Linked DNA regions of Homo sapiens: region 2 is linked to region 1. Evidence: chromatin loops called from intact Hi-C (ENCODE). Cell type or tissue: breast epithelium. All regions are shown on one strand. Each heading gives the region's core, and the rest is flanking DNA. Links, peaks and the distances in the headings are about the cores only.

Region 1 (16,297 bases), core at 3,222-11,221:
GAAGGATAAGGATATGAGAGTTGCCTCCTAGGAGGCCAAATTTAATGATAGACTTTGGAAAACATACTCCTGGTGCTATATTTTGTGGTAAAACTAGCTTTGCCCTGAAACTCCTAATAAGGTCGGAAGAATTTTTCTGCCTGCCTGATCAAATGTTGCCCACAGCTTAAGACTGCCTGTTTCTGCACCAGTCTGCTCTGGTGTTGACAGAGCTTGCCGGCTAGCACAGCCCCATGCTGGGTCACAGCGAGGGTTCCAGTGAGTGAAGAAGGTGCCTGGGGGATAATCATGTCCCTGGTTCTAGACTTACTTTATATTCCTGTCTGTCCTTTCCTGCAAAACTGAAGTCTTTGGAATCAGCCCTTGCCCACACCTCTGGGATCGTGAGTGGGCTGGGGTGTGCGCTGCAGCTGGGAGAATCCACTTAGCATCCTGTGGGCTGTGAATGGGATGAGCTCAGCTCTACAAGGGTGGAGACTTTACAGCTATGAACCAAGGTCATTTTTTTTTTAAGGAAAATTCCATATTAGTGAATTGGCTTTTTGCTAAACTCCATACGTATAGAAAGATATCAGTATCTGTTGCAAATGGCAGATACAATTTTATGCACCTAATAATTTCTATAGATACTGAGATGAACTATGCAAATCTAGATTTAAGTGTATAATTAAACTGTGGCACTTGGTTTCTCCTCTTGCAGTTATAACTCTCAAAATTGCAACATAATTGATCATTGAAGATTTTGCCTTTTCAGGATAAAAGCCAAAGTGATTGCTCCAAATGGACATCCATGCCAGTCATCTGTGTAAGGATCGCTGAGTGTCTCACAAAAGCACGTGGGTATGAAGGTGGGGTTGACATTGATGATTAAACCAAGCAGTACAGAAGCATCGGTGCTGGTCACTTATCCCCGTCCTTCCCATCATTCGAGATCCCCTTCCAGCGAATGGTGAGTGAGAAGGAGTCAATACTCCCCGGACCTGGAGTGTGAGATTGCTGGTGGGTGGGTCGAGTGGGAGGTCTCAGGGCTGACCCAGAGGATTGTGTAAATGTAAGCTGTTCCCCTCCAACAGGCCCAGTTTGCACCGTGGTCTACATGAATGGCCCTCTCTGGAAATGTGGAATGAGTGGCCTGTGTGCTGTGCACAATGGCCTGAGCCCATGGTGCCTGGCAGATTCCTCCAAGTGCAGTTTCTCAGGCCCTGGCTTCCCTGGGAGGGGAGCTGGCCCGATTCTGTGGAGTGTGGCCTCTTGCCCTGCCTCCCTCTGCAGATCATTTCCAGCAAGTTCTCCTGTAGGCTCTTTGTACCTTCCCTTCTTGTCCCACTGCAGAGGCTGCCAGCTCTTGCAAAGCTTGGTGCTCAGGCTTTGCATGACTTGGGTCTAGGCATGAGCCTGTGACTGCGGGAGAGCTACATGGAGGGAAAAATGAGGTCCTTTCGTATCCAACCTCTCCCCTTATCCAAGAGGAAGGAGAGATTCACAGACTTTCGTGCAAAGGCCACCATATAGACTTGCTGGGATGTCGTCCTCAGAGGCCCCACTGCATGTGGCCTGGAGCTTGCACATTGCTGAGCAGGGGCCACTCCCCCTCCCTGGAGGATGGCCCTGCTGGCACGGCCACATTGCTTGCCCTTCCTGCCAAGTCAGAGAGATCTTTTTGGTTCCCTTAAAAGTACCCTCAAAATCCCTAGAATCCTTGTTGTTGTTGTTGATTTTTTTTTTTAAAGGAATGGCTTTCTTCCTGCCCATGTCAAATCATCAGGGGAATGGTACATTTCTGTCTCTCTGCTTCCCTTTCAAGATCAGGAATTGTCCTTTATTACTGTCTTCAAGATGGGAGTGGTTAACAAAATTATACCCACGTTGGGGGGATGGACTTTCTTTAGAAGGTTAGAGCAAGGTCAACCCCAGCTCACCTGAATTACAGGTGTTCTAGGTTACTGTATTAGTCTGTTCTCACACTGCTGATAAAGACATACCTGAGACTGGGTAATTTATTAAAAAAAAAGGTTTAATGGACTCACAGTTCCACATGGCTGGGGAGGCCTCAATCATGGCAGAAGGAGAAGGAAGAGCAAAGGGATGTCTTCCATGGCAGCTGGCAAAGAGAGCGTGTGCGGGGAAACTCCCATCTATAAAACCATCAGATCTCGTGAGGCTTCTTCACTACCATGAGAACAGGATGGGAAAAACCCACCCCCATGATTCAGTTATCTCCCACCCGGTCCCTCCCACAACATGTGGGAATTATGGGAGCTACAACTTAAGATGAGACTTGGGTGGAACACAGCCAAACCGTATCAGTTACAGAGGTCAAACTTCAGTGCATATTCTTGCAAACGAAGGGGACAAGAGTCAAGTTGTAGGATGACTGGATTTCCAGCTAAATGAGGATCTTTAAGAAAAATGACAGGCTTTTGTGGCTCAAGTAAAAGCAAAGATTTTTGATGCCTGCTTGAGCCTGAGGCTGGCAGGGCCCATAAAGCAGAAGCAGCACCCTCTGTGCCTCCAGCAGCTGCCGCCAGCCTCCGTCCTGGGCAGAGTGTCATCAGCACTGAGAGATCCTCCTGGGCTATGAAGGGTGATGAGTCGGTGGGTTCCGACACCAATGTTTGACTTACGTTTCTATGTTGTTTTATTTTCTCTCAGTTTCTATAAACTTCTGCAGGTCTTTGTGGAGGCAGTTAGGACATATGTATGTACAGAGTAAAAGTGAAATAACTATTATAATTAAAAATGTGATGTCTGGGTGTCTGTGGGGTGCTTGGGCCAGGGGAAGGCCACTGACATGTGAAGTGGCAGGAGGCACCTGTTGCCCAGGCCTCCCCCACATGACCCTTGGTGCCACAGCAAGATGCCTGGTACATTTGCCAAGGAAGCCTGAAGTTAATTTTAATTAGGAGTTGAGATGTCAGGAAATCTGGGTTTGAATTCTGGCTGGATGTTTAACTCTGTGGCCATAGAGAGACTAAGCACCATCTCTGCCCTGAACTGGATAATGAATGATCATCCTTCTTCCTGGGGCTTGTATGAGGGTTAAATGCCTGGGTGGTGCTCAGCACAATGCCTGGAAAAGAGCAGCTTCTTGGAATGTCTCAGCCAGCCTTGTTCCTGGCTGTGGAGTCCAGGCTGCCTGTGAACTATGATCACTGCAGCCATGGGTGGGACGGGTGGGAGGAGCACCCGGAAGCACGCTGTCTGCCAGTCATATCACTGCAGAGGGGGAGAAGGCACCAGAGCCATGGCACAGCAGACGGTGATGGGTTCCTTCCCTGCCAAGCACGGAAAAGAAAATGGCACCTTCTTCTTCGCCAACCAGACACAGATCCTGTGTTAAGCACCTCTTGTAGATATTGTGGTGTTCCCTCTGTGACCCCACCCTCTTGCTTAGATGCTGTGGCCTCCATTCCATGCAGAGAGAAACAGAGCACAGAAGCCAAGTGACTTGCTGAAGACCCTGTGTCTGGGTACAGACAGGATTCAAAGCCAACTTAACTGCCCCTGCAGAACCAGCGTCCTCTGGCATAAGCAGGACCCACCCGTTGCTCATCGGTTGTTTACTATGTCCTGGAGTTTAGTAAATGTTGGCTCTGCTGCCTGTAGATGCTGTGCACCCATTTCTACCAGAATTTCTAGGTTCTTTAATCTCTTTAAATGTTTGTTACTGTCTTAGCCAGCTAAGGGTGCTCCAACAGAAGCTGTGGATGGAGTGGCTCAAACAACAAACATTTCTTCCTCACAGTTCTGGAGGCTGGGATGTCCAAAGTCAAGGCACCAGGAGACCTGCTGTCTGGTGAGGGCCTTCCCCCAGGTTTGCAGACAGCGTTTTCTCGCTGTGTCCTCTCTTGGTGGCGAGGGCGCTGGGAAGAGGAAGCTCTCTCATGCCTGTTTTTTAAGGGCACAAATCCTGTTCCTAGGGTCCCACTCACATGACCTATAACCTGCCAAAGGCCCCATCATGAGATACCATCACACAGGAGACTAAGTCACAACACACGGAGTTCCTGGGAATCCGTGACAGCTACAAAGCTTCCTGCGGCACCATGGGGTGAAGAATAGTTCTTTGATTCATCAGTTATCTTTTCTGCACGGCCATTTCTTCATGTCATCAATGAAGAGCACTCAGAATTCATCCCTCCCGATCTCCCCACAGAGCCAGGTCCCCCGGGAGTAGATGGAGCACTCTCCGATGTCTGAAAGGAAAGCACGACTACTTTGAACACATTTTCCTATCTCCTTCACTGCCCAATGCCCGTGGAACTTTTGTGTCTGTATGCAGGAAGCGTGACGACAGTCAGGCAAACATTTCATTTGCTTCTTCAAAGGTTTTCTTACTATTTCTTACAAGAAAGCTAAGATTTCCTGGATTTGGGGGAAAATGGCATGTTTACAGTCTTTGCTTTCCCTTACCAATCTTTAATCTCACGTTTCTCTCCAGGCATCTTCTGGTGTGTGCAGGACCCGATGGAGGAGTGATGAGACCTCAGAGCCATGTCCAGGCTCTTCCAGTCAGTTGGTGGCCTCCACAAATGCCAGCCAGCCCGCCCAATGCAAGCTTCTGCTTGGCCAACGTGTAGCAGTTACGATGCAGCAATTGGAAGAGGCTGTGGGGATCAGTAATTCCAGTGGGGGAGCGACGGACACCCCTAAGAACCCATTCCACGATTTTAGTCCCAAATTGGATTTTGCTTGGAGAAATTCTCTGCCCTGTAGTAGTGGTTTTTAAGATCACAGATATTGGAGTAAGAAAGACAAGGCTCTTCTATTTGCTGGTCTATTGACTCACAGGGGAATACCAGAGAACTTGGCATCCAGAAAACAGTCAACAAATGAAGACAGTGCAACTAAGACCTGGGCGCCATGTTCCTTCCCTAAGGCTCATTTCACTAGGATGCTGTGTCAGCACGCGCACACACACACACACACACACTCACACACTCCAGGAAGCCTCTAAAAGAAATGCAAGTGTTCTCCAGTAGAAGGAGCATCGCTGAAATTTACTCAACAGCACGGTCTTCGTGTCTTTCCCTCCCAGGCCCACACTCTCAGCTGCCTCCTCCCCTCTCGCTCCTTTCCTCCTGTGTTCTCCAGCAAGGGTGAGGACCCACTGTCATTCAGAAAACCTCCTCCTAGTTTTTCTATGCAGGGAGTCATTCACACATCCAGCAAGGAAAACAGGGGCTTGTGCAGACTCTCCTTGGGAGGTAATGGGAGAGGGATTCTAAATGCTTGTCACATTTTTACCTGACACTGTTACTACCATGTAACTACTAATAACTAATGCCAACTTCTGAATCATATTTCCTATCATCTTATGAGAGAGAACTCTGTGGTGTATAAACACCAAATCACAAATCTCCACTTTACATTCTTGTTTGTCTACTTGTTTGTCTGTTTTCCACTGCAGTGCAGGAGCCCGTGGAGGAGACCCGGTTTCCAGCACCGAGGGGCTCAAGAATCTCAGGTCACCTGTGAGATGAGCTCTGAGCACTTGCCCACACTCCTGAGCATGAACATAAAGCCCCATCACATGCAGTGGCAGATGGTTAAGACAACAACCAACCATCTCGTCAGATAAAAGCTTCGCTCCACTTAAAGTGGATGATTTTTAAATTTGTTTGTAAAACCTTTGATATTTGACTACTAAGAAATTATAAGATCCCTATGGACAGGCAACTAATTTTCTACATTTCCTGGTTCTTTAAAAATAAATAATTGTCATAGGTCCTTATTAAAGCTCTCAGAATTGTACTTTTGATTTCTAATAAATGCCAAAATATATCTTATCAAATATTTACAGTGGAGTCAGGCATAAAGTCTATAACCTCAAGAACATGAACTGTCAATTTATACTACCGTGGACTCAATTTGGCAAGTTAAGGGGTGAGGAATGGGATTTCAGGAAAAGCCAAAGGGTCTAATTGTTTATGATACATATTTTAAGTATCTGTCATAAAATGTGACCAAGCCTGTTGTATTCTTTGAATAGCTGATTTCCCTGTTTTATCCCCTCTTTGAGTTATTTTCATACAGTTTCACAGATAACTGCAATACTTTTTCTTAACCTGAGATTTCTGAAGTTAATATGATGGAACTGCTGTGTGACACTGGAATTCGGACTGAGGGCGTTGAAGAAGAACAGGGCTTCCTCCCAGCCAAGGGCTCTTTAATGCGGAGCCTGGAGCAGCCCAGAAATCTTGCAGCAAATCTACAAGATGGGCCGTGACCGGGTCAAACGGAAATCTCTTTCAGTACTTTGTTCATGCCATGCAATACTCTTATTCTCATCATTTTGATAAGGAATAGGTTTTTTTCCCCTTTAGTTCCTCTTCCCTAGAGATATAGATTTTTAAGCTGATTTTGTGTCTCAGGCTCATTTAAGTTTTAAAAAATATTTTCCAAGATAGATAAAACATTTTTTTTCCTCTTGGAATAATGAGTATTTATTGACATTCATTTAGTGTTGTTTCAGCAGACTGCTTCCCACTTGACCCCTGCCAGCCCCCAGGAGTGCGTTTTGGATTAGAGGAAAATGTGGAAAATTTTGAAGTGCTTTTAATCTAGTAAAACACATTGGGATGGTGTTGAACACGTTTATTAAAAATTACATGTGTTTGCATTGGCAGGAAGCATTCCAGAAAATGTCAAGAATTTCCAGGCACTTTGTGGATTTTCCAGATGATAAATGATAATTTTGCTGCTTTCATTAGCTGCTGAATTTTCTTAACTCACCCAGCATTGATACAGACAGAGCAGGGCATGGCAGACCCCGCAGTTCCGTTTCATCATACTTGCTCACTACACGATGTTGCTATGCATCCATGGACTGACAGATTGTCTGGGGGATCTTGTAGGTACCATTTCTCCTCCTTCCAGTAAAAGCAATCCTAAAGGTTTTCAAAATAATCAATTGAGAAAGTACTACCATTATTAAAAAATATATATTTTTATTTATTTTTAATATATTTTAATATATTATTATATTTATTTTAATATATTATTTTTATTTATAAAAATATAAATTTTTATTTATTATTTTTTGAAACATTGTATCCTTTGACCAACATCTCCCCATTTTTGCCCCCACCTCCAGGCCCTGATAACCGCATTCTACTCTCTGCTTTTGTGAGTTCAACTGTTTCAGGCTCCACATATAAATGAGATCATGCAGTATTTATCTTTTTATGATTGGCTTATTTTGTTTAGCATGATGTCCTCCAGGTTGATCCATGTTGTTACAAATGAGAGGATTCCATTCGTTTTTATGGCTGCATAATATTCCATCGTGTACATATACCACATTTTCTTTAACCACTCTTCTGTTGGTGGACATTTAGGTTGGTTCCATATCTTGGCTATTTTGAATACTGTGATGAACAGGGGAGAGCTGATACCCCTTGGACACACTGAGGTAGGTTGAAGAAATACTCAGTAGTAGGATTGCTGGATCTCTTGGTAGTTCTGTTTTTAATTTTTTGAGGAACCTCCATACTGTATTCCATAGTGGCTATACTAGTTTAATTTTTACCTATAGTCTACAAGAGTTCACTTTTCTTCACATCTTCACTGATACTTATCTTTCATCTTTTTCATGGTAGCCATTCTGACAGGTGTGAGGTGAGAGTTCATTGTGGTTTTGATTTATATTTCCCTGAAAACTACTGATGTTGATCACTTTTCCATATACCTATTCGTCATTTGTGCATCTTCTTTTGATAAATGTCTGTTCAGGTCTTTTGTCCATTTTTAAATCAACTTACTTGGTTTTTTGCTGCTGAGTCATTTGAGCTCCTTATATTTTGGATATTAACCAGTTATTAGTTGCATGGTTGGCAAATATTTTCTCATATTCTGTAAGTTGCTTTTTCACTCTGCTGATTTACTGTGCAGAAGCTTTTTAGTTTGATGCAATCCCATTTATCTATGTTCAGTTTTGTTGCTTGGGCTTTTGGGGTCATATCCAAAAAATCTTTCCCAGACCAATGTCAAGAAGCTTTTCGCAGCTGGGCATGGTGGCTTCTGCCTGTAATCCCAGTACTTTGGGAGGCCGAGGCAGGAGGATTGCTTGAAGCCAGGAGTTCAATACCAGCCTGGGCCACAAAGTGAAACCTCATCTTTACAAAAGCAGTTTTTTATTTTTAATTAGCTGGCCACAGTGGTGTATGCCTGTAGCCCTAGATACTTGGAAGGCTGAGGCAAGAGGATCCCTTAAGCCCAGGAGTTAGAGGCTGCAATGAGCTATGATTATGCTACTGCATGCTAGCCTGGGTGATAGAGCTAGACCATGTCTTTATTTAATATTTATGGTTTTTTTTCTAGTAGTTTTACAGTTTGGGGTCTTAGGTCGGTATATACTTTCTGTTCATTTTTATATATGGAGTGAGATAAGGGTCTAATTCCATTCTTCTGCATGTGAATATTCAGTTTTCCCAGCACCATCTATTGAAGAGACTTTCCTTTCCTCATTAGTTTCTCTTGGCAGCTTTTTCAAAGATCAGTTGATCATAAATGTGTGGATTTATTTCTGTGCTCTCTATTCTGTTCCACTGGTCTATGTTTCTGCTGTTTTTATGCCAGTACCATGCTGTTTTATTACTATAGCTTTGTTTTAGATTTTGAAATCAGTTCGTGTGATGACCCTGGCTTGATTCACTTTGCTCAAGATTGCTCTGGGTATTTAAGGTTTTTTTTTGTGATGTCACTGGAATTTTGATATAGATTGCACTGAATCTGTAGATAGTTTTGGGTAAAATATTCTAAGTATTATCACAATTAAAGAGATTCAGTAAAAACCTTACAAGACTAAATTTGCCAGCAACAAATCCTTTTAATTTTCCTTCCTCTGATAATTTCTTCATTTCCTCCTCATTCCTGAAGGACAGTTTCACTGGCTATATAATTCATAGCTCACAATTCTTCTTTAAGTACTTACAAAAATGCTGGGCCACTTTCTTTTTGCTCTAAGTTTTGGGGTAAAAAAGCTGCTGTTATTCAACTTGGGGTTCCCTTGTAGGTCAGGTGCTGCTTCTTTTTGGCTGCTTTCAAGATTTTTTCTTTGTTTTTCATTTTCAGAAGTTTAATTGGGGCGAGTTTGTGAGTTTCTTTTGTTGCTGTTGTTGTTTCTTGTGTATTTCATTTAGGGTTTGTTCACTTTGTTGTATGTGTAGGTTTGTGTCTTTCACCAGACTTGCAAAGTTTTCACCCATTATTTCTTCAAATACTTTTTCAGACACTGTATTAGTCCATTCTCATGCAGCTATGAAGAAATGCCTGAGACAGGGTAATTTATAAAGGAAAGAGGTTTAATTGACTCACAGTTCTGCTTGTCTCGGGAGGCCTCAGGAAACTTACAATCATGGCAGGGAAGCAAACATGTCCTTCTTCACATGGCGCCAGGAGAGAGAAGAATGACAGCTGAGCGAAGGGAGAAGCCCCTTATAAAACCATCAGATCTCATGAGAACTTACTCAGTATCATGAGAATAGCATGGGGGAAACCGCTCCCATGATTCAATTACCTCCCACCAGGTCTCTCCCATCACATGTGAGGATTATGGGAACTACAATTCAAGATGAGATTTGGGTGGGGGCACAGCCAAACTATATCACACTCTGTTTCTCTCATCTCTCTGAGACTCCAATGGTATGACTATTGCACCTTTTGTTACTGTGCCACAGGTCCCTGAGGGTCTCTTTATTTGTTTTCATTCTATTTTTCTGTTTCTCAGGTTGGGTAAATTCTATTAATTTTTCCTCAAGTATGCTGGTCATCTCCTTTGTCATCTCCACTTTACTGTTGAGCCCATCCAGTCAGTGTTCCACCTTTGGGATTTTTCAGTTCTACGATTTTGATTTGGATAGTTTTTGTAACTTCTATTTCTTTGTGGTGATTTTTAAAAATTTCTTTCCAATCAGTGTTCCATCGTTGTGATTTTTCAGTTCTATGATTTTGATTTGGATAGTTTTTGTAACTTCTAAATTTTTAAAATTTCTTTCAAGGCAACTTGTAATTTATTGGTGAAGAATTTTAATGACTGCTGCTTTAAACTCTTTGTTAGATAATTTTAACTTTGGAAACATGGTTGTATCAGAGAGCTGTCATCAATTGATTGTCTTCTAAAATTCAGAATGTGATTTTTTGTTTATTGGTATCGTGGGTTGTTGTACCCTAGGCATGTTGTCTCTCATGTTAGGAGACACTGGGTCCTACTTGCTTTTTTAATTTCAGCATGCAGTCCCCCTGCTGTATTTTGGCATGCAGGTCCCGGCCTCCTTTGAGAGCTGTGGTTCCAGTGGTTTATTCTGAGGGCTTTGTGGGGTTGTTTTCATCTTGGTTTAGCTGCTGCTCGTGAGGCTCACACTGGTCTCTTCTGGGACCGCCTCTGGGGTGGAAGGGGCTTCCCCAGGCCAGGGCACCGGGTGTCTCCTAGCAGCGACAAGGAGTCTCCAGCCAGGAGGAGGAAGGGGCCTGACTTGGCAGGTGTCACAGGGGCTCCCCAGGTGCCCCCAGCTGTCCCAGTGTCTCTGGCATGGGGGTCCCAGGGCTCACAGGGAAAGAGATGCTTCCCTAGGCACTGATTGTTACTGAAGGTCTCAATTGATCCTCTTTCCTAGCAATGCCAAGTCCTTCGCGTGGTGTCAGAAGAACTCCGGGTTGATCCCAAGAGCAATGAGCCTCCCTGGGCTGCCTTCTGCCATTGTGTTTGAGAAGTGCTGGGTCTGAGTGGTCTTCTTAGTTGGTTAGGGACTTAAGGTGCCCTGCCATGTGTTATCTTTTCAGTCCTGGGTTCCCAAGGCAGCTCCCCTTCTTTGCACTGCCAGCCAGAGTTCCCCCTTGGGTGTTTCCTGCCTCCTGCCCGGGGTTCACAGTCACGCTCTGCAGGAGGAATGGGCAGAAGCAGCTCAAAACCATGGTGTTCAGCCCAGACAGCTGCAATTTGGCATTTGACTCCGTGATGCCAGGGTGTACTCATGACGTGTGCTTCTCCAGTTCTTCTCTAGGGCAGCCTGGACGCGATGCTAATCCGGTACCAAGAGCACCCTCACACCAGCACGCTAGTCTCCAAATGTCATCAGTTACAGGAATCCAGGGCTGCTTGGCCTATTGGCAGATTCCAGGTGTAGGGCGGGAAGTAGAAAGGACAGCTCTGGAGCATCTGTCACCTCAGACAGCAAGGAGGTGCTCGGTGACAACCAGAACCAGGTCACAGGACACAGGAGCCCACAGGAGAGGCCCCCACTGGCCCAGCAGGGGCCAATCTGAACATCCATAAGGGTGGCGAGGCCATGGGTGGAAAAGCGTCACTCTCATTAATGCCTATGAGTTCCTAATTGTGCTAAAACAATCACAACCATCAGCATCAACCTTCAGAGGTTGCTAGGGAACCAGCTCATTATTCAAAAATCTGCTGCATAAAAGGTAAGAAAACTGAGCATTTATCTTGCCTTCCCTAAGGGACAAAGCCCTTCAGAGCATCCATGTAATCGATGCATGTATAATATTGGGCAAAGGGAAGAGGCTATTGCCAGATCCGGGAGGCTGTGGGTTCTAGCAGCAGACTTCCAAGACACCCCAAGGAATGGGGCAGAAAATGGCTCTGGACATGCCCATGCCCCTTCATGCCACGTTTCTTGAGGAGCTCTGATATGAAGTGGAAGAGGGTGGGGATTCCCAGGACCGTGCCTGAAGAGCCCTGCATTTTAAGGGGGTGGAGCAGAGGGAGCAGCCCAGGGGAGCAGCAGGAGGACACGCCAGGTAGGATGGGTGGTGAAGGCAGGGACAGGCAGGGCTTGCAGGAGGAAGGCAGGCTGGCTGGCTGGGAGACCCAGGAAGCCCACAGGATGAGATGAAGCTGTAGCAGCAGCTGGAGTATTGGGGGCTGTCCTGATGGAAGGTGGGTGGGATACAGGTTGCAGTGGCCTGGGGGTAAGGGGAAGGGAAGAGCATCTGTGATGTGGGGAAGCAGCTGGGATGGTGGAATGTGGCTCCAGGGAGAGTAGCTTTAAATCTTGATTCAATGCGAGAGACCACAGTGCACTTTGTAAGGTGGACCCTGTGAGGGAGTGTTGGGAGGAGGGCCCAGGAGGGGCAGGCCAAGGGGAGGGCAGTCAGCTGCTGCTCCTCAGCAGGAAGGAGGGGGGTCAACTCCCACGGGTGTAGACTTGGGTGTTGGGGGTGGATCTGTGCTCTGGTGGATTCTACTTCGTCTGTGCTGTAGAGACAATTTTCCAACATCGGTCTCGTTCCTGAGAGTTATAAGAGAGTTGGAAAAGTCAGAGGCTGACAATGGAGGGGACATTTCTGAGTAACTTTTGCTAAAGGTGAGAGAGCGAGATGCCCAGACAGACAGTAAGCTTGCAGGGTGATGGATACAGGTGGGGAGACTGGGCGGGGGACCTTTCTATCTTCAGAGCTTTGCTGCTTAAGGCACAGGCTCAGAAGAGGAAGAAGACGGCCTGCCCTGCTGGCACTTTCCCAGGATGGGGGGAAAGGCATGGAGGCGTGTGTGAAGGTGCTCGCAGGGATGGACCATGGACTCCAAGCCCAGTGTGAGGCTGTGGGATGGGACATGGCTGGAGACTGTGTCCCATGAACGGGGAGCCTGCTGCAGCTCAGTGTGGAGCAAATGCACTGAGGAGCTGAGGGTGGGGAACCTTTCCACGGGTGACAGATTCGCCCCAATAGCGGGAGGTAAATAGGGCGGTGGGCGCCAGGAGGCTGAAGGATGTGCTGACCGTGCTATTCTCTCTGTCACCTCTGTTGGTGCTTATTAACTGAAAAACACATTTGTGTGGGCAGGGAAAATGTTAATGGATCTGGGCATGTTTCCTTTAATACAGATTTCACAAGAAACCAAAAGCAAATTAAATTACATTGTTATGGTATTTTCCTCACTATTTAAATTTGTGAAATGCCCACAGGTGCTGAGGACGTATCTGAAGGGGAAACTTTATTAATCTCTGGACAGGAAAGGAGGCGGGATGCCTATGGGACCGTCCTGAATTGCTGTCCTACGATGGTCGGGCCCTGCCGGAGAGAGGGTTCCTCCGACTTTGCCAGGGCTACTGAGAAGGGGACACAGTCCTGGGCCCAAGAGTGAGGCCAAGCTTTGGTTTTCCACCTATCCAAAAAGGAAGAGCAGAAGGCGCTAGGTGGGTTCTGGAAGTTAGTCTGATTTGCCAGCTGGACTGGGGGCTCCTCTGTTTTGTAGAAGAGACTCTGGCGGTGGGAGAGAGACAGCCACCATAGGTGCAGAGGACCCCAAAGCACTGGTCTAGGGCTACAGCATGCTTTGGTGTGGGGAAAACACATCCTGAATTTCCAAGAAAAATATTAAAGGTAAGCTAAATTGTGCATTAACAAATAATCAGTTTTTTTAGGAGTTTTAGATTTATAGAAAAACTAAGCAAAGTGTAGAGTACAGAGAGCATCCATATGCCCCACCCCTTGTTCTCCTATTATTAACATCTTGCAATAGTGCAGTACAGCTGTTACAACTAATGATCCAATATTGATACGTTATTACTATTAACTAAAAGTCCATGGTTTACATGAGGGTTCACTCTAGGTATTGTACAGTCTGTGGGTTTGGACCAGCCTACGATGACATGGACTCACCATTATGGTCTCATCCAGAGGAGTTTCCCTGCTCTGTGCTCCACCTGTTTCTCCCTCCTCTGAGTCCCTGGAAAACACTGATTTTTCCACTGTCTCTGTCGTTTTGCCTTCTCCAGGGTGTCATAGGGTTGGAATCCTACAGGAGGCCGCCTTTTCCGACTGGCTTTTTTCACTTTGCCGTATGCATGTAGCGTTCCTCCGTGTCTTTTCGTGACTTCATAGACCATTTCTCTTTAGTGCTGAGTAATATTTCACTGCGTGGGGGTAACCACAATTTGTCTGTCTACTTAACAGACAGGCATCCTGCCTAACTAGTTTTTTTTTTCTTTTTTAGGGAAAAAGCATTAAGATTAAAATGTAGACTTTTTAAGGGAAAGATACTTTGTGGTCTTTGGACTTTGATTACGAGCTTAGGTTTTCTAAGGTGCCAGGCGACCTTTCAGAGAGATCAGAAGCAAAACGTAGCAAACCACCATGGGCCAGGCCACTTTGGGGTCCACCAGTGGCAAGACCCTCCCAACCAGCAAGTCAAATAAATACGAGCCATCTTCCACTTCTGACAGAGGCCTAGTTAGCCTGTGTAACAGCAACAGTAAAAGTAAATTTAGCATTCCTTTAATTTTGAACATTTGACCATGTGAACAGCTTCACGACGAAGGTGAAGGAGGTTTGCCTAAAGCCTCTCCTGTGCTGCTTGGGCTGTGTCCCTTCAGTAAGATGGTTTCTGACCCTCTATCTGATGGGGAGGATGGAACCATCTTCCTCTCTCTAATGGGAAGCACTGAACCTATGGCTGAGTGACTGGGGAGGGAATTAGGAATTCAAGACCCAGAAATAAGGAAAATCCACAAAAATGTATGCTATACAACTCTGTTTATATATATATATATATATATATGTAAAACTTACCTTCACTTGGCTGGGCGTGGTGGCTCAGGCCTGTAATCCCAGCACTTTGGGAGGCCAAGGTGGGCAGATCACCTGAGGTAAGGAGTTCGAGACCATCCTGACCAATATGATGAAACTCCATCTCTACTAAAAATACAAAAATTAGCCGGGCGTGGTGGCAGGTGCCTGTAATCCCAGCTACTTGGGAGGCTGAGACAGGAGAATTGCTTGAACCTGGGAGGTGGAGGTTGCAGTGAGCCAAGATCGTGCCATTGCATTCCAGCCTGGGCAACAAGAGCAAAACTCCGTCTCAAAAAAAAAAAAAAAATTACCTTCACTCACAACAAAGTTTGGTCATTAGACTGAAATGTATAGGGTTAAAAAACCATTTCTCCTGTTAGCACAAATAGTGATGACACTACTTCTTTTTTCTTGCTATGTTTAATTTTATAGATAGAACAGACATATCACCACAGCTGTTTTTAGAAGCAGAATTTTGGGGAGAAACATGGTTATTAAAAAAGCCAAATAATTGGATATAAACATTTAATTATTTCCCTCATTTTCATCATCCCTGTAGATGTCATGTCACTTTTATGCCCAAATAAAGCAAATGCAAATGTATTCTATAAATAAAGCTAGGGTTGTTCTCCAGATGAGAACATGGGAATGGCATTTCGGAAGGGAGGTGAAAACGTCTCCCAAACGCACCCGTTCCCATTACCCATCATTTAGGTGTTGTCCATCAGAGCTGTTTGCATCTGGCGCTGACACCGTGCAAAATTCATTCATGGAAACTTTCAGTCACACTTGAGAAGTTTGGCAGATGGTGTCTCTTCTCATTTAATTTTTTTTTCCAATTTTTTTTTTCACATAACTCTCTCTCTGGGCCCTCGACCCCCCAGCTCGATCCCTTTTTTGAGGAGAGATCTAATCAGTGGCGTGTTAAACAGGAGGGGATCTTTTATGTCTGTGGCGTTGGGACAAGCGGAGCGCGGCTGTGGATCACCAGAATAAACAACGTGGGCCGATTCAATTACAATGCGGCCCGGCTTTTATCTGGTGGTGACATCATTTCAATCAAAATGTAAAATAATACAATCCAACAGTTGCAAGAGGCAGAGATAGGACACAGGCGGCTGCACTTTGTCGTTTAATAAAAGAGAGGGGAAGGGGACCCCTCCTCCTGACAGCGGTGAAGCCTTCCAGTCCCAAATCTCCATTACCTGCTCTCAACGTGCTCACAGGAACCAAATGCAGGAGATTGTCTATTACTTTTGGTCAGTGGAAGCCGTAATGTAGGCTACAGACTCCTGTCCTGTTTTTTTCTTTGTTCGTTTAATTAACAGAAGCATGAAATCTTCCTATTGGCAGCTTCTATTGCTTTTCCCCCTCCGAGCAGGGACTTTGTTCATTTCCTTTGTCTCCTTTGAAATTTTTTTTTTTTAAACAGTGATGTTTTTCAAGAACCGCAAATCATCATGAGAAGAAAAACATAATTCAAGGGCAAATATATCGTCTCGAAAGGGCTTAGGCTGCCGAAGCAATTGGTGGCACGTTTCCTTCTCCGCAGCACTTTGTGTGAAAGTTTCCTTTCAATGCCAAGACTTTCAGAGTCCTCGGGGAGAGGTGAGAGTGACGATAAGCACAATAAATCCAGTGCCGTCCACCCTGCTCCATAGCAAAGAGGGAGAAAAGGAGGGTGCAGCGAGGGAGAGGGGGAGCAGAGCCGTGACTCTGCAGCCGGCCTCTGTGGGTGAGCAGCCGGCCTCCAGCTGCCCTTTCCGGT
Region 2 (16,297 bases), core at 5,322-13,321, 110 kb before region 1:
CAAGATAGTGTGAAAGAAAGTAAGTATTAGGAAAGTTGATTGATTTTATGTAAATAATGAAAACAATGACACCTACACTTTACGGAGATGAGAAATGCATTTTAGAATCACGTTGTAAACACTGGACTCTCTCTAGCTCCATTCGTGGTCATGAACACGTGGATTGAGCCAGCTCAAGTGAATGTGGAGCTGTTAGCCGGGGAGGAGCTGCCCCGATCCAACTCAGGACCCTCACTCAGCTGAGCCCCACTGTGCCGGGAACGCTCTCCTGGGAGGGACTCTTCTTCCCCTGCTGTTCTCTGCCATCTGCAGAGGCCGTCTGCCGGGCAGGGGCTCCATCCTCTCATCTCTCCCTGATGATAAAGGAACCCAAGTCCTTCTTAGAATAGGGTGAGGATGGGAGGCACAGCGGGGAGTGTCTCCCATCTTCCCTGGACTCTTCTTAGACAGTGTAGGGTGAGGCTGGGAGGTACAGGGGGGAGATTGTCTTCCATCTTCCCTGGACTGCGCTGAGCCAGGCTGATGTCCTGGGGACACTGAAGACTGGTGTTTCTGGTCATGTCTCGGTGGTTACAAATGTGTGCAAGTGACTGATCCAACGGTGATACTCCTCCTAAGAGCAGTGTTATCTCTGGTTTTTTGGGTAGAACTGCCAGGTGCCTAGAAGCGTCTGGAGGAAGGCCCAGGCAGTCAAGATAAAAATGAGGTATCTCCCTCAATAGGAAAGCAGCCTTTGAAAGAGAAGATTCCACATGAGCAGTGACCACGGCGCAGCTGAGGCGGAGGAAAGAGGGGGGACCTGGTGGTGCTACCTCGGGGGAAGGAGATGGACTCCAAGTGAGGGTGCTGGGTCTGGCCTCATATCAAGGGCTCTCCAACCTGTGCCTCAGTCAGCCCCTGCTGCATGCCGGTCAGCTTAAACTTGGCGCTTTAGAACAACAAGCATTTATTGAGCATGCAGTGCTGTGATAGGGTCAGTGATTTGCCTTTGTGCCTCGCCGAGCGGTTCCTCTGCTCTCGGCTGGACTCTCCTGCGCTATGGGCAGACTCGGGTTGGCTGGGGCTGGCTGACCTCAGTGGAGCTGGCCTGTCTGCTGTGTCAGATCGCTCATCCCCCTGCTCTTCTGGTCTTGCTCATGGGACCGCAGAGCACAGGGACTCTCGGCTGCATTCTGCTGGCCAAAGCAGGTTGCAAGCCCGCCCTGGTAGAAGGGCTGGGGAGAAAGAATTCACCTCTCCCTGGGCGGCAATGGGACGTCACAGGGCCCAGGGTGTGAGCACAGCATGGAGGGAAGGCTTGTTGGCCATTCCACAGTGACCCTAACACACGTTCCATGGCGACACAGGAGTTTCCCTTCCCAGGTTGACTTGAGCAGAGCATCAAAACGGTACTGACGGTTGAGGTCCCCAAAGCGGAGAGAACATGCCAAGGTCCACATTCCAAAGCAGGCACTAGAGCCCTTGTGTGGGGCAGGAAAGGGGCATTTCAGGTGCCGAAGCCCTGTGTGGGGCAGGAAAGTGGCATTTCAGGTGCCGGAGCCCTGTGTGGGGCAGGAAAGGGGCATTTCAGGTGCTGGAGCCCTTGTGTGGGGCAGGAAAGGGACATTTCAGGGGCTGGAGCCCTTGTGTGGGGCAAGAAAGGGGCGTTTCAGGCACTAGAGCCCTTGTGTGGGGCAGGAAAGGGGCATTTCAGGTGCCGGAGCCCTTGTGTGGGGCAGGAAAGGGGCATTTCAGGGGCTGGAGCCCTTGTGTGGGGCAAGAAAGGGGCGTTTCAGGCACTAGAGCCCTTGTGTGGGGCAGGAAAGGGGCATTTCAGGTGCCAGAGCCCTTGTGTGGGGCAGGAAAGGGGCATTTCAGGTGCCAGAGCCCTTGTGTGGGGCAGGAAAGGGGCATTTCAGGTGCTAGAGCCCTTGTGTGGGGGCAGGAAAGGGGCGTTTCAGGCACTAGAGCCCTTGTGTGGGACAGGAAAGGGGTATTTCAGGCACCAGAGCCCTTGTGTGGGGCAGGAAAGGGACATTTCAGGTGCTGGAGCCCTATATGGGGCAGGAAAGGGGCGTTTCAGGCACTAGAGCCCTTGTGTGGGGCAGGAAAGGGGCATTTCAGGTGCCGGAGCCCTTGTGCGGGGCAGGAAAGGGGCATTTCAGGTGCCGGAGCCCTTGTGTGGGGCAGGAAAGGGGCGTTTCAGGTGCTGGAGCCCTGTGTGGGGCAGGAAAGGGGCATTTCAGGTGCCGGAGCCCTATGTTGGGCAGGAAAGGGGTGTTTCAGGTGCCGGAGCCCTGTGTGGGGCAGGAAAGGGGCATTTCAGGTGCTAGAGCCCTGTGTGGGGCAGGAAAGGGGCATTTCCCAGCCCTCTCTAGGGCACAGCGGGATGCGGTGTGAAGGAGTGCGGAAGAGAATTGAGAGGTGGTTTCCTAGAGGATCGGAGGGCTGCTGGCATTTCTGCCACACTCTCTCCATGGGGTGGGGGCTTTACCCTCAGCTGAAGCCGAGTGAGAAGACGCAAGGGCCCCCTGGGTAGCCGTTTGGGTCTGGAGCACGACGCACAGCTGGGTCGAGTACCTCTCGCTGGCAGACTGCTAGTGGCACTGGAACTTCCTTGAGGTGAGGCTCAGAGGCTGCTCCCTAGGGGGCCAGGGACACTCTTGGGGAGCTGGGCTGCGGCTGTCTGGGAGCGGCCACGGGCTGCCATCCTGGGAGAAGACGGGTGTGAGACGCGTTCCAGAACCTGGGAGTGAGGTTCAAATGGGGGAATCGGCAGGAAGCCGCCCAGCTGAAGATCAGTAGCGTGACCGCTGGCTCACCTCTGTGCCTTTCTTCTGGATCCTTCTCTGCCTTCCCGCTGACACCTGCAGGAGGCAGAAGTGGCCGATGAGGGCAGGGGCGGGAGGTCGGGAGATCAGGAGTCCACGCACCAGCCTCGGGAGGACTTCCAAGCCTGCTGCGTGTCTGAGCTGCAGCCACAGTGGATTTCCCCAGCTGGTCATTGTTTAAACGACTAAGACCAGGCTGACCTGTGACCCAGAGACTCTACATATTAATTTTTTTAATATGAAAGTGACTTGACATGCTATGGAATCTACCAGAAATTTCACCGAAGCTGGGGTTGAGCAGGGAAAAAACCAGGATTTGTGCCACGACAAACCTATATCCACGCTGTATGCACTCGCCCCGCCTCAGATGTCCACCCTGGGGTGATTACTTCCCTGGTCTTATATTAGTTATCTGTTGCTCATAACTGACTAGCACAAACATTATCTCTCAGCCCAAAAAGACTGGGCCAGAAGTCGGGGCAGAGTTTCAGGAGCTCTCTGCTTGAGGTCTGGCAGGCTGAGGTCAGCAAGCCTCATGGGAAGCTCAGGGTCCTCTTCCCAGCCCATGCTTGCTGGCAGGTCTCTTTCCTCCCCTCTCTGCAACTCCTGAAAGGAACAGGGAGCACCTGCTGCAGACTTCAGCCTCCCCAACCTCAGACCCAGGTTTAAACGGCTCACGTGACTGGGCCAGGCCAACCCAGAAAAAGCTTATTGTTTTGATTAACTCAGGGTCAGCTGATGAGGCACCTTAATCCTATCTTTGCCACTTAACTTAATCCGTAGTCACGGGAGCCACGTGCCATGGTCTTCCCCACCCCTGCCACACCCTGGATGGGGGGCCATTGTTGTGAGGCTGAGGATGTCTGGGACTCCGGTCACCACCGGTCCTGCGTAACGACATCTCCACATTTGGTGTAGGGAACCAGGCTGATGAGCCTCGGATGTGTGTGACACGGACCAAAGGGAACACGGGCTCAGCCACGTGAGTTTCTCGCAGTAACACTGCAGTCTCGCTATTGCCGAAACGTGGAGTCTTCCTCAACTGCCTCGCAGGCATGGGGCAGCCACGAAGGAGCTTGCAGGTGCCTGTGGGAGAACAGAGCTTGGGTTGCCCGCAGAGTCCGGGGGTCTAGGGGGATGATGGACAGACAGGCCAGGCTTCCACCCATCCTGTCTCCTAGCAGATTCTGGGGAGCAGGGCTGCCCTGGGGCGTCCACGTGGCCCCTTGCTGCTGGGGCCAGGGTAGATCCACTGGGCTTCGAGTCTGCTGGGCGATGACAGAGTGGTCTCAGGGCAAGCCCGTCCACTGGCCTCGGGGGAGGACCAGGGCTGTACCGGCAGCGTCTGAAATTCCAGCTCCGCGGCCCCGGCGCCTCCAGGTGAACTCTGGGTGTGGTACGGGGGTCTCCGTTTCCATGAAACTGAACGACACGCAGCCTCTGACTCGGTGGCTGTCTTGGGATTTTCCTTTCAAAAGCTTTTACAGTTGCCTTCAAGCAGTCCGTTTGTCTGTCTCTTGTTTAGAACGAGGAATGACAATGAATGTTGGAGAGCCTCTCCCGCAGATGGGTGGCACGGCCTCAGCCTGAGGGAAACGTGTTCCCATCCCGCTCCGGGGGCAAGTCCCCGCCGGCTCGGACCCCAGGGAGGTGGAGGCAGGCACCGTCCCCTTGTCCGGGTGACCCTGTGTGGCCTCCCTGCTAAGCCCGCAGCCTGGGCTGGCAACAGCCTCGATCGGGGGCCGGGGGAAGCGGCCGAGATGTGGCTCGGAGGTGGCAGCTGGCAGGCGGGGTCCTCCAGTGACAGCTGATGTGTCGCGGCCTGAGCCTCCACCCTGGGCGTGACTCGCTTGTCCACAGCATCGGCAACTCTCTGAAAAGACCCCTCTGCTACATGTCACGGTGCCCGGAGGGAGGGAGAGCAGCCAGGACCCGAGGTCCTGCCAAGCTCATAAAATCTCCCTGTAGGGACCTGAGAAGCCAGGAGGACCCGGAGCCAGCGGGAGGGAGGCCACGGAGGGGCCCAGGAAGCCTGAGCTGCTTGGAGGGGGAGGCAGCGGCGACCCCAGCGGGGAGCCACACTTGGTGGAAAGAGGGGCCTCTGGAACTGGAGCATGGCGGTGACTTTGGAATTCTGTCCAGCTGCATTCAGCCATCCAGCAACAGGTCCCAGCGTGAACAGGTCCCCCGGAGCGAGCGCTCGGGAATGTCTCCTGGCCAGGCCTGGAGATTGCAGGAGGCCGGGCGAGGAGCCCCGCGTCTCCCCCGTTTCCGGGCCGTTGTTTTCTTGGCTGGATTTTGAGGAGGGTTAAGTGTCCCTCTTGGCCTGGCTGCTGAGTGGGGTGAGAGCGATTGCGTGAACTTGCTTCCTGGCGTGCGGCTGTGAATGCTTCTCGGCTCGCCTGGCTCCCGCGGTTTCCTTCCCAAGCCCTCCTTGCTGGCAGGAGGGAACAGACAGGCGGGGTGTGGATCCCTCCGGAGCTCACTGGGGGCCGTTCGCCCCGCTCATCACTCTGGCCACACTCCCTGCCCGCCCCTTACATTCCGGGCTTGCCTAGACAGGCAGATGGAGTGGGCTTTCGGGAAAGAGAGAGAGAGAAAAAGGAATCTTTTCTATGTGGCTGGTTTTGAACCCTTGAAATCCCAGTGAAAATAATCACACTAAATACTATTTGTAGCAGCCCAGAGACATGGAACACGGGCTGAATCCTTTGCGTTTCTTTGTAATTGGAAAAGGATGTTTTTACATCTTGACATTTTTTGACTCTCAGCCACATCTAGATAGAATTAGTGAGACCCCAAGAAGACATTCCATCAACGCTGGGTAACTGCAAGAACTTTAAACAGATCTGTCGTGATGTCTCTGAGAATGGCGGCCTGCAGTGACCTGGAATCCCACAGTGGCTCTGCCAGGTATTCCAGGAACAGGTCCCAGGGACACGCGTCTAATTTATTATTTATGGAGCAAATTATCGTTCTCCACAGCAAGCAGAGACCTTGACAAATGGGCCACCACTGTGGCTTCCTGATTTTCTTTTCTTTTGGGGGTGTTGAGGGTTGCAACAGACGATGCCCTAAAGACCTCCAGGGCTGTGCCTGTGCTGGACATCTGGCCAGCCCTCAGGGTCCTGGACTTGTCCTCATCTCTACTGCTCACCTGCTGCCTGCGATGCAGACCTGCCTCCCCTGGATGCTCACACACTTTTCATAGCTTTGTGTCTGGTGGGTGCAGCCTTAGTCTCCCAGGAGGCCCCTCCCCGACCATGGTCAGAGGGAGTCATGGACCACCTTCCAAGCATCAGGTAAGTCGTGCAAACCCTCCAGCTTATGAGGCTCACAGCCCCCTTGAGAGAGCCTGTGGGTGTGGAAAGTTTTATTATTTGGGAAATGCCGTGGCTTTATATCTATGAATGAGGATGGGTGAGTGTGGAGAGCTGCAGCTGTGTGCCTGGGCGGGGTTGGACTGTTGCACCTGCTCTGTGGGTGTTCACATCAGTTGTAAGAGTGGAGCAGAGGCAGCCGCTCGTCCCGCATCTGATGTGCAGAGGGGAGGCTGCGAGGTGTACCTTTGGGGGTTGTGTTTGCCAGGGGCCCTCGTTGTGGTTGAATATCTGTGCTCTGAGTTCCCCTGGAAGCTTATTTACCTAACAGCTGTGTCTAGTTAGCCTCACGGATGGGCTGGTGGTGCACATACTCGCTCCAGCCGTCTTTAGAAGCAACAAGATTCATCCTGAGCCTGGTTTGTGATTCTGACTGTAGTCATGGAAGAAAAGAAAAGCCAATAAGCTTTCCACTGTGTACATTTTCTGTAGTTTAACTTTTGAAAGCCTCTTGTAGCTTTATGGGAATATGAATAAGTGAGTCGATGAATACCTAGAAAGCACCCATGTTTTGCTGAATGATTCATTTTTAGCCCTTCTGTGTATAAAACATTTCAAGAAAATCAGAGAAAAGTTATGTTCCTAATGCTTAAATTGCAGCATAAAATGATACTTGATGCCGTGGGGCCATCCTGGTACCATTTAATGCCATTCGGCTTTAGGGCAACATTATCTCCAGTCCTCCAGCATCAGGTCCCGGTGGCTTAGGGGATGGGGGATCGGAGTAGTTCCAACAGGCATCCCTGTCCAGCCTGGTGCTGGGAACACGCAGATCCTCATTTCCAGGAGCTAAGGGTCAACTTGTGGGAGGATGGCACAGGGGCTGCTGGACAGAGGCCGTGCAGAAGGTTCTGCAGCGGGGGCGCTTGTGGGTCTCCTCCATGAGGCTGGAGCTAATGCTCGTCGTCCACTGCGCATCTGAACCATTGCATCCATAGTCATTACATGCTCCAATTGTCCAGGCTGCGGCCTCCCCAGGCCCTGCTGCTGTTGCTACAGTGGCTGCTATTTGGGGTCTGCCTGAGCACCTCTGGAGGTAGGGAGCGGGGACCACAGATTCCGGAGCAAAGTCCTCGTGGCGGCTGCATGCCACGTGTCTACTTGGTTGGGCCCTGGTGCCCAGATGCTTGGTCAAGTATTATTATGGATAATTCTGTGAAGGTGTTTTTGGATGAGATTAGCATTTCAATGGGTGGACTTTGAGTAAATTAAAGGACCCTCCATAGTGTGGGGCTTTATCCAATCAGTTTAAGGCCTGCACAGGACGAAGACTGGCCTTCCTCCCTCAGGAAGGGGTTCTGCCAGCAGACGCCTGTGGACGCAAACTGAACTTGCCCTTATCTGCACTGCTCACCTGCTGCCTGCAATGCAGACCTGCGGCCCCAGACGCTCAGACACTTTTCACAGATTTATGCCTGGTGGGTGCAGCCTTAGCCTCCCAGGAGACTGCCCTCCCACCCCCCTCTTCATGATCAGAGGAAGATACTGACCTCCTTCCAAGCATCAGGGTAAGTCCTGGAGACCATCAGCTCCTCCCTGGGTCTCCCGCTGATGGCGAGCCCCACAGATTTTGGACTTGCCAAGCCTACAGAATCGCTTGAATCAGTTCCTTAAAATAATCCCTCTTTCCATGCAGATATACACATTTTACTGGCCCTCTTCTCTAGAGAACCCTAATGCACTATCTTATTTGTCAATGTCATAATCTCTCTCAAAGAGAGTTGGGGAACTGGCCCAGGGCCCTGCAGTGAGTATGGCTCTAGATCCTAATCAAGTGTGTGTGGCTTCACAGCCATGATCTTTCCGTTTACCACATTGCAATGAGGAGGGAAGAAGGGTGCTAGGCAATGTTCTAAGCACGTTTGTTACCAGACAATCATCTAGGTGATCCTCTTGCCCTTTGTGTGGGAGCTCCTGTCATTAACCCCGTTTAACAGATGTGGGGACCATGTCACAGAAAGAGTAGGTCCCCTGTCCAAGGCTCCCCAAGGCTGGTCAGTGGCAGAGCCCAGATTTAGATCCAAGCAATCAGCCTGCAGACACCTTGCCACCCTGCTTGTGTCTATCACACTAGATTGCATCCCCATTACAGAATTTTCACCTCCACTTAGGGAGACATAAGTTAATATCAATAGATTTTATGATATTGCATCAGACTTTATCATATTGTAGTCCATTGATTAATACGTCTCCACATATATTTGATCATCAAATGGAGAAATTCATAGGTGTTAACAAAAAATATATCTATTGAGTTTGATGAAGGGTAGTTTATTACCTGCCTGAAACGCTACAGATGAGAGGAGCCTGCTAGTACGCCTCTGCATCTTGTGACAATGAGATGTGTGCGCCAGGAATGGCAGCCACCCTGGGCATGACCCCAGGACACAAGTGAGCTGCCCTTGGGGAGGGGCAGGGCGGGGCCCTCCTCCTGCAGCCCTGGCTGTTATCATGGTTTGCTCGTGGGAGTGACAAGCTAGGCACAGTCATTTGACACAGGCTGCTTCTAGATTAGAAATGAAATGTGGTCCTCAGTGCAATTAAAACGTTTCTGAGTCCTCAACAGGAAGAGCCGGGAAAGAGCAGGTTCTGTCAGAGCTGCCCAGGACTGGGTGGGGCTGGGTTGAGATTTGCTGGGCTGTCAAGGAGGCTGGGGCCAGGTAACGCCACGTGTCTTCTCTTTGTGTGGCTGTGGAGCACGGTGTGCATATACGTCCTGTTGCTCTGGCAAGTTTTGTGTCTTTTTGTTTGTGCTAGATGTCTGGAGGTGTTTAAGGAGAGCCTCTGTCCATAGGAAGCCAGGAGTCTAGATGTGGAGTGAGGTGTGTCTTTTGTGAGTGCGGTTCTGAATATCGCCCAGGCATGAGCGTCCTGTCCCTGTTGTGTGACAAGCACCACACACAGGCGCCGTAAACAAGAGAGATGCACTGCCTCACAGTCCTGGAGCTCAGAGATGCAAAGTCAGGGTGCTGAACTGGCTTGGTTCCTCCTAAGGCTGGGAGGAAGGAGCCATTCCCGGGCTCTCCCAGCTTCTGGTGGCCATGGGCATTACTTAGCTTGTAGATGTCTCCCTCCATCTTCACACTGCCTTTCCTCCACACGTCTGTCTTTGTGTCCCAATGTCTCCTTTCTATAAAGATGTAGTTATGCTGGATTAGGGCCTTCCCTCATGACCTGCTCTTCATTCATCATATCCACATTAGACCCTGTTTCCAAAAAGGCCACATTCCTGGGTACTGGGGTTAGGGCTTCAGCACCTTTTGGGAGGTGGATGCGATTCGATCCATAACAACCAGTGATGACATTTTCCCCTTCTCTGGGGAGATGGAAGGGTCTGAAGATGCTGCCGGCCTCCTTGCTTTCTGACAACTTTCATCAAGGTTGGTGTACATCTCACCTGGATCATTAACTCCTCCCCAGAAAGTGAAGTGTGACACCTGCAGGATCTGTGTCAGTGCTTCTTTGTTTTTAAAAAATTTTGTGCTTCACTTTTCTACTTCTGTTACAGAACAGAGAGAGAGATTTGCCACAGTGACCCAATGAGGCGAGAGAATTATGGCTGCATACTATGAGGGGCCCATGACTTCTGCCTCAGGGGACATTTAAGAAGAGGTCAGAACACATCCCTTCTTTGAAACAGACCCCAGAGTGCACAAAGGCAGGGCTGAGAGTGGGAGAAAGGACGCTGTGATTGCTTCCTGGCCCAGGCGAGGCCCGGTCACCTGGACAAGCAGAGTCTCTCTGCTGCCAGGGGCCCCAGCGGGGCAGCAGCTCCAGGAGTGCCCTTTCTGTCACATGTTCATTCACAGAGTCTCAGCGAGGCCCACTTGTGACAGCCCTCAGGAGAGTGGTCAGTGTTGGGGGTCTCTCCCTGCCCTGTGACCCTGGGGTGAGCGCCACAGAGACAGTGACCTTTGCCACAGGCAGACGGATGTTCAGACAGAGGCCTCCTGGTCTCGGTGTTCCAACTTGGCATGTCTAAACAAGATCACAAGCACTTTTTACCCCACTGCTTGTCTTGTTAATGACTTTGCAAGAAATCAAAGTAATGCTTTCCCCGTGACACCTGTGTGCATCCATGGAGGACCCTGGGGCCTGGGGGGTGGGAGCCCTGAGCTGGGAGGCAGACAATGTCAACAGCACGTCACAGACCACACGCTGGGAGCCACTTCTATGCCTAATGCTCCTTCCCATTTCAGGCTTGACCTGCACTTTTGAGCTCTCAGTGAACACCCCAGGGGCTTAGGGAGGGCCCAGGAATTGACCCTGTCATCAGGCCATAGTGACACGCAGAGACCAGGGACTCCTCGTTCAGCTCAGCGTGGAAAGCTCCCTGAGAGTCAGCACGAGGGTGAGAGGGAAGCTGGAGCAACTCTGGGTTTCCTCTTTCTCTCTACCACGTGGCCTGTGTAATCCATACTGCGGTCTTCAGGCTCTGGCTCAGGACAAGCTCTGAGGTGAACTTCTCCCTCTATGGGTCCTTGCAAGTTATTCTGACACAATGAGTAGCCCCTCCAGGCTGAGACAGAGGAGGACGGCTGCCAACAATACGCGGAGTCCTGTCCTCACCCACTCCACAGGGACGGGAGACGGCAAACATTCGATCAATCCCACTTCCGACAGTGAACCCTGAGGGAAGGGTCATGGAAACGTACAGATGATCAGGAACTGAAACCCTGATCAAAGAAGAAAACTGAGAGCAGTTTCATTGTGGAACAAGAGGGAGCAGGTTATAGAAATTGTTACGGGTTGAGTTATTGTCCCCCAAAAGATATGTTGAAGTTCAAACCCCCAGTACCTCAGAACGGGACCTAATTTAGAAATAGGGCCTAGCAGATGTGATTTGCTAAGACGAGGTCCTCCTGGAGTAGGACGAGTCCAACAAGCAGTAGTGAGAGAAGGATATTATAGCCAGAAGCGTAGAGGTAAGTGAAGGTCAGAGATGTGAAGCAGGTTAAAAAAAATTAGATTATGTAGAAAATGATCTTAGGAGACAATCTTTTTCTTCCCAGCTGACCTTAAGTGCATGGATCAGTGAAGCGGTGGCAAGAGTCCAGCTGGGCAGTCCTCAGGACTGGTTAATTTGTGTACTTGACAGAGAGCTGCATGCAAAATGACACAGAGACAGACACACAGAGGACAGCCTGTGATGACGGGGCAGAGACAGAAGCGGCGAGTCTACAACCCTCGGCACACCCAGGGTGGCTGCGACCCTCGGATGCCAGGGAGAGGCGAGGAAGGGTGTCAGTCAGAATTTCAGAGGGCACAGCACCCTGCTGACACCTTCAGGTGGGACTTTCAGAACAAATTCCTATTGTTTAAAGCAGTCCAGTGTGTGGTGCAGCCCTAGAAAAGCAGGACAGAAATTGTGTTACTTTCACAAGAGACTGTATTCATCCATTAAACAGCAGTGCCCTGAGAATAATGCTTGGTGACACAGGAAAACACTTGTGCTTCAGTAAATTAAAAAAAGAAGCGGATTGCAAACAGCATGTACTGTACAATTCAATTTCTGAAAAACAAAATATGTACTTATTCACGGAGAAAAATGACTGGAGAAATGCATGGCAATGTTCACCACGATGTTCTTGCTTGTGATTAAGATTGTGGATATTTATGTGTACTTTTGGTTTATCTTCGTTTCTCAAAGTTTCACAATGTATGTGTATTGTTCTGATAGCAAGAAAAAAAAATGCCGGACTTCTCTTAGCAAAGACAAATGCCAAGAGCAAAAATGTGTGTAACAAGTTTGGAAGACAAAGTTTGAATATGCTGGAAGCGTATGAACCAAAAAGGGAGACAGAGATCCTAACAGCAGAGCCAGAGATCCTTATACACAAGAGAAAGAGACAGGAAACATTAATGAAATACTCAAATGCTTTAGCAACATCAGAAATGCAAATGAAATCATTGTTTTCCAGTAAAATAGGGCAAGCGGTAATACTCAGTTTGATGGAGTTGGGTGAAATGGAAACTCCTTCTTCTGCAGGAGGGTGTGAGTGTAGAAGTTCCAGGATGGGCCATTGTGGGGACGCCTCAGGGGGCGCTGTCCGCTGATTCCAGAGTCTTTCCTGAGAAAGTAATTCCAGACATGAAAGATGTTTCAATACAGTGACCTCCAGCCATGCAGACCTGGACCCTATTAAAACAATGGCCAATCGGCTCTGGAGCATGCGAAGGACAAGGGACACATTCCCACCATTTTTCATGCATGGGGAACATTTTCAACATGAAATTAACCCAAGAAGGCCTTGATCTGGAAACGCGTCAGCACTGTGGTTCGGTGAGTGGGATTTATTGGGTGATTGTTGGCATTGCCCACTCACATGCAGTCTCTTGGTCTATCATGGCCGGGGCAGCCTCGGTGCATGTGTGTGGGTCCCAGAGGGGATTCAGATCCTGCAGCTGTGACCACCACTCTGTCTGCAGGGGAGCCCACAGTCAGGGCTGCCGCCGACTGAAGAGGGCTCTGGCTAGTTACCCACCTGCCAAATGCCTCAGTTTCTCTTTCTGTAAAGTAGACATGATATTCTTTGATTGTTATGAAAAACTGATATGTAGAGAAGAGTTAACAACAACAACAAAACCCAGGTGGAAACATATACAAGTTGTCAGTACTTATATCTGGCTAAGATTGCAGGATTATTTTTTATTCTCGGTTTTCCAAAATGTTAATGACTTGACAATATTCGTTTTTTATGAAAATAAAAATATCTCAGCTTCTAAATATATGCCCTTCCCACATAATGAGGTCTACCAAGGCTTTTCTGGGTGTGTGGCCACCTGAGAGTCTGGGGAATAAGCTCTGAGTGTGGCATGCGGGAGCCACCCGCTCACTGCTCACCACACCTCGGAGAGTCACCTGTCCTCATGCTTCTGTGAAGCCAGCATCCGTCTGGCCCCAGCCTTGCTGTGGGTCCCAGGGCATCAGGGAGCCGCTGACAGCGCCCAGGAGAAAGGTACTAGCAGAAGCGTCTGATGGCAGCATAACCAAATATTCAGAATTTCACATGTGGGAGATTTCTTTTCTGAGAACCTCAAAGTTCATACAAAATTAATTAAAGCAGGGTCTGTGGAAATAGCAATTATGTCTGTAGTATGTTTGCTTTGATGTTACATAGGTTAAATGGTATTAAAAACAGCAAAATATATGGCATGAAAATAGATAGCAAACTCTGAGCTCCTGCAAACACAACCAGAGCCTGTATTAACAGTGAAAGAGCCCAATACAATTGCAGAACATGACCATGAAATAATACTGGACAACAAACAGTATTAGGAGAAGTATATTATAGCCAGAAGTGTAGAGGTAAGTGAAGGTCAGAGACAAGAAGTATGTAAAGAAATAATTTTAGGTTATGTAGAAAATGATCTTAAGTGACAATCTTTTTCTTCCCAGATGTCCTTAAAGACATCCATCTTTGAAGCAGCAACTAGAGTCCAGCTGGGCAGTCCTCAGGACTGGTTAATTTGTGTACATGACGGACGGCTTCTTGTGCAGCCCATACTTTGAGTTGTCCAACGTTGCTGCTGCTTCTCCTTGCTGATGTCACCTGCTCAAATCTGTGAAGATGGTGAGGGCCCTGCAAGAGGAGGTTCAGGAGGTCACAGTTCAGAGGGGACACAGGCTCCAATACCAAACCCAGGTTAGGGATCTTGAAAAGATGATTGCAATTATATGGTGATATGGTTAGGCTTTGTGTCCCCACCCAAATCTCACCTTGAATTATAATCTCCATAATCCCCACAGGTCAAGGGAGAGACGGGGTGGGGGTGATTGGATCATGGTGGGGGCTTCCCCCATGCTGTTCTCGTGATAGTGAGGGAGTTCTCATGAGATCTGAGGGTTTTTGTTTTTTCGTTTTGTTTTGTTTTTGAGATGGAGTCTCACTCTGTCACCCAGGCTGGAGTACAGTGGCACAATCTTGGCTCACTGCAACCTCCGCCCCCTGGGTTCAAGCAATTCTCTGCCTCAGCCTCCCAAGTAGCTGGGATTACAGGCACCTGCCACCATGCCCAGCTAATTTTTGTATTTTTAGTAGAGACGTGGTTTCATCATCTTGGCCAGGCTGGTCTTGAACTCGTGACCTCGTGATCCACCCACCTCGCCTCCCAAAGTGCTGGGATTACAGGCGTGAGCCACCGTGCCTGGCCGATCTGATGGTTTTATAAGGGGCTCTTCCCCCTTCGTTCGACACTCTCCTTCCTGCTGCCTTGTGAAGAAGGTGCCTTGCTTCCCCTTCACCTTCTGCCATGATTGTAAGTTTCCTGAGGCCTCCCCAGCCATGCAGAACGGTGAGGCAATTAAACCTATTTCCTTTATAAATTATCCAAGTTTCTGAATTGGACCCATTCATTTAAACTTTTTTGTGCCTCTGGTATGTACATATGTACATATGTATTCATTTATTTATTTACAACCTGTGTAATGGGCACATTGAAGACCTTTGTCCCAACCTCATCGTGGAGACCTGAAATGCAAAGATGGCATCTCCACTGCCCCCTCCTGTACAGAACACAAACTGCAGGTTTTTGTACCTTATCACTGGCTTCGTCACAAGGAGCCAACTTCTCCAAATCTCCTGAGTGATGCTTAAGAGATGTGACATGCTTATGAGGTTTTCATGACACCAAAGAAAACCTCTCCTGGTGAATTTGGAGGCATATTGTCCCAAATCCGCAGAACCGCAGGCAGTCCAGAGGGACCCTTGGGTAACAGTGCTTGGACAAGGTGACTTCAATCCCCGTAGAAATGATTATGAAACATCAAAATATAATTCTTCTTGAGTAGGTTTTGCTTTCTGAATATTGCCTCAACGTCACTTTGAAATCAAAGGCTTCTATCTGACACCCGTCAATCATCTGACACACTTGCGGCTTGTCTGCCAGGGCCTCAGTCCTCTCACCTCCGTTGCTGTTTGTGTCTGGATGCGGAGCGTCTTCCTCAGTCCTCTCACCTCCGTTGCTGTTTGTGTCTGGATGCAGAGCGTCTTTCTCCAACAAAGAATGGAGTTGCTTTCAGAGCAGACTCCGAGGCTCGGGTCCAGCACTGCGTGCTGTCTCGCACCTTTCCTTAAATGCCGCTCTGGACGGGTGGCAGAGATTCACCTCCTCTGATGCAAACCAAACTCTGAATTTGTTTAGAGACACAATCAATTCTGTGCTTTCTGTGGTGGCAGGTGCTATGGAAATCAGGCCTAGAAATGTTTTTTGGGGTGAAGGAGTACCACAAAAATTTATAACCAAATTTGGAACGAAGCCAAGAAGAGATCAGCGAGTGCACGGAGACAGTTGGTGCGGTTGGCCTGATGATTCATGACTGGATTCACTGGGTGGGAGAATTCCACAGCTGCGTTACAGGATGCTGGATTCACTGGGTGGGAGAATTTCACAGCTGCGTTACAGGATGCTGGATTCACTGGATGGGAGAATTTCACAGCTGCATTACAGGATGCTGGATTCACTGGGTGGGAGAATTTCACAGCTGCGTTACAGGACGCTGGATTCACTGGGTGGGAGAATTCCACAGCTGTGTTACAGGACGCTGGATTCACTGGGTGGGAGAGTTTCACAGCTGCGTTACAGGAGGCTGGATTCACTGGATGGGAGAATTTCACAGCTGCATTACAGGACGCTGGATTCACTGGGTGGGAGAATTCCACAGCTGCATTACAGGATGCTGGATTCACTGGATGGGAGAATTCCACAGCTGCGTTACAGGATGCTGGATTCACTGGATGGGAGAATTCCACAGCTGCGTTACAGGATGCTGGATTCACTGGATGGGAGAATTTCACAGCTGCATTACAGGATGCTGGATTCACTGGGTGGGAGAATTTCACAGCTGCGTTACAGGATGCTGGATTCACTGGGTGGGAGAATTTCACAGCTGCGTTACAGGATGCTGGATTCACTGGGTGGGAGAATTTCACAGCTGCGTTACAGGATGCTGACCACTCTGTCTGCCCATCTCTGGCTCCAAACTGCATCTGGAGGTCAGCAGAAAAGAGGAGAGAGGCCTATGGTTGTGTTGACCTATCTGGGGCTTTGGACTTCAGGGACTGAGCAGGGCTGGAATTAGAACCAAAGTCTGGGCTCTGCCCTGTG

Evidence for each region. Peaks named below come from ENCODE experiments on the same cell type or tissue, not always from the same donor. Only the 100,000 strongest peaks of a DNase experiment are listed, where the experiment ranks them.
Region 2: a loop joins it to region 1, with 24 times the contacts of the local background. A loop is called at or near these places in 1 of 110 quality-filtered maps.

The regions. Positions count from the first base shown.
Region 1 is chr5:2,113,589-2,129,885 of GRCh38, forward strand. LOC105374618 (a long non-coding RNA gene) reads left to right here. Exons shown (of 13, transcript NR_171679.1): 12 at 755-949; 13 at 4,442-5,798. Among named protein-coding and RNA genes, the nearest start is that of CTD-2194D22.4, 230 kb to the left of the region's middle. In breast epithelium, for the core only: no CTCF peak of the experiment used is centred there; no DNase peak of the experiment used is centred there.
Region 2 is chr5:2,003,091-2,019,387 of GRCh38, forward strand. The region is part of intron 2 of LOC105374618 (a long non-coding RNA gene); the gene reads left to right. Among named protein-coding and RNA genes, the nearest start is that of CTD-2194D22.4, 120 kb to the left of the region's middle. In breast epithelium, for the core only: no CTCF peak of the experiment used is centred there; a DNase peak (open chromatin) is centred at 5,831; H3K4me3 peaks cover 1,343 bases; H3K27ac peaks cover 2,320 bases.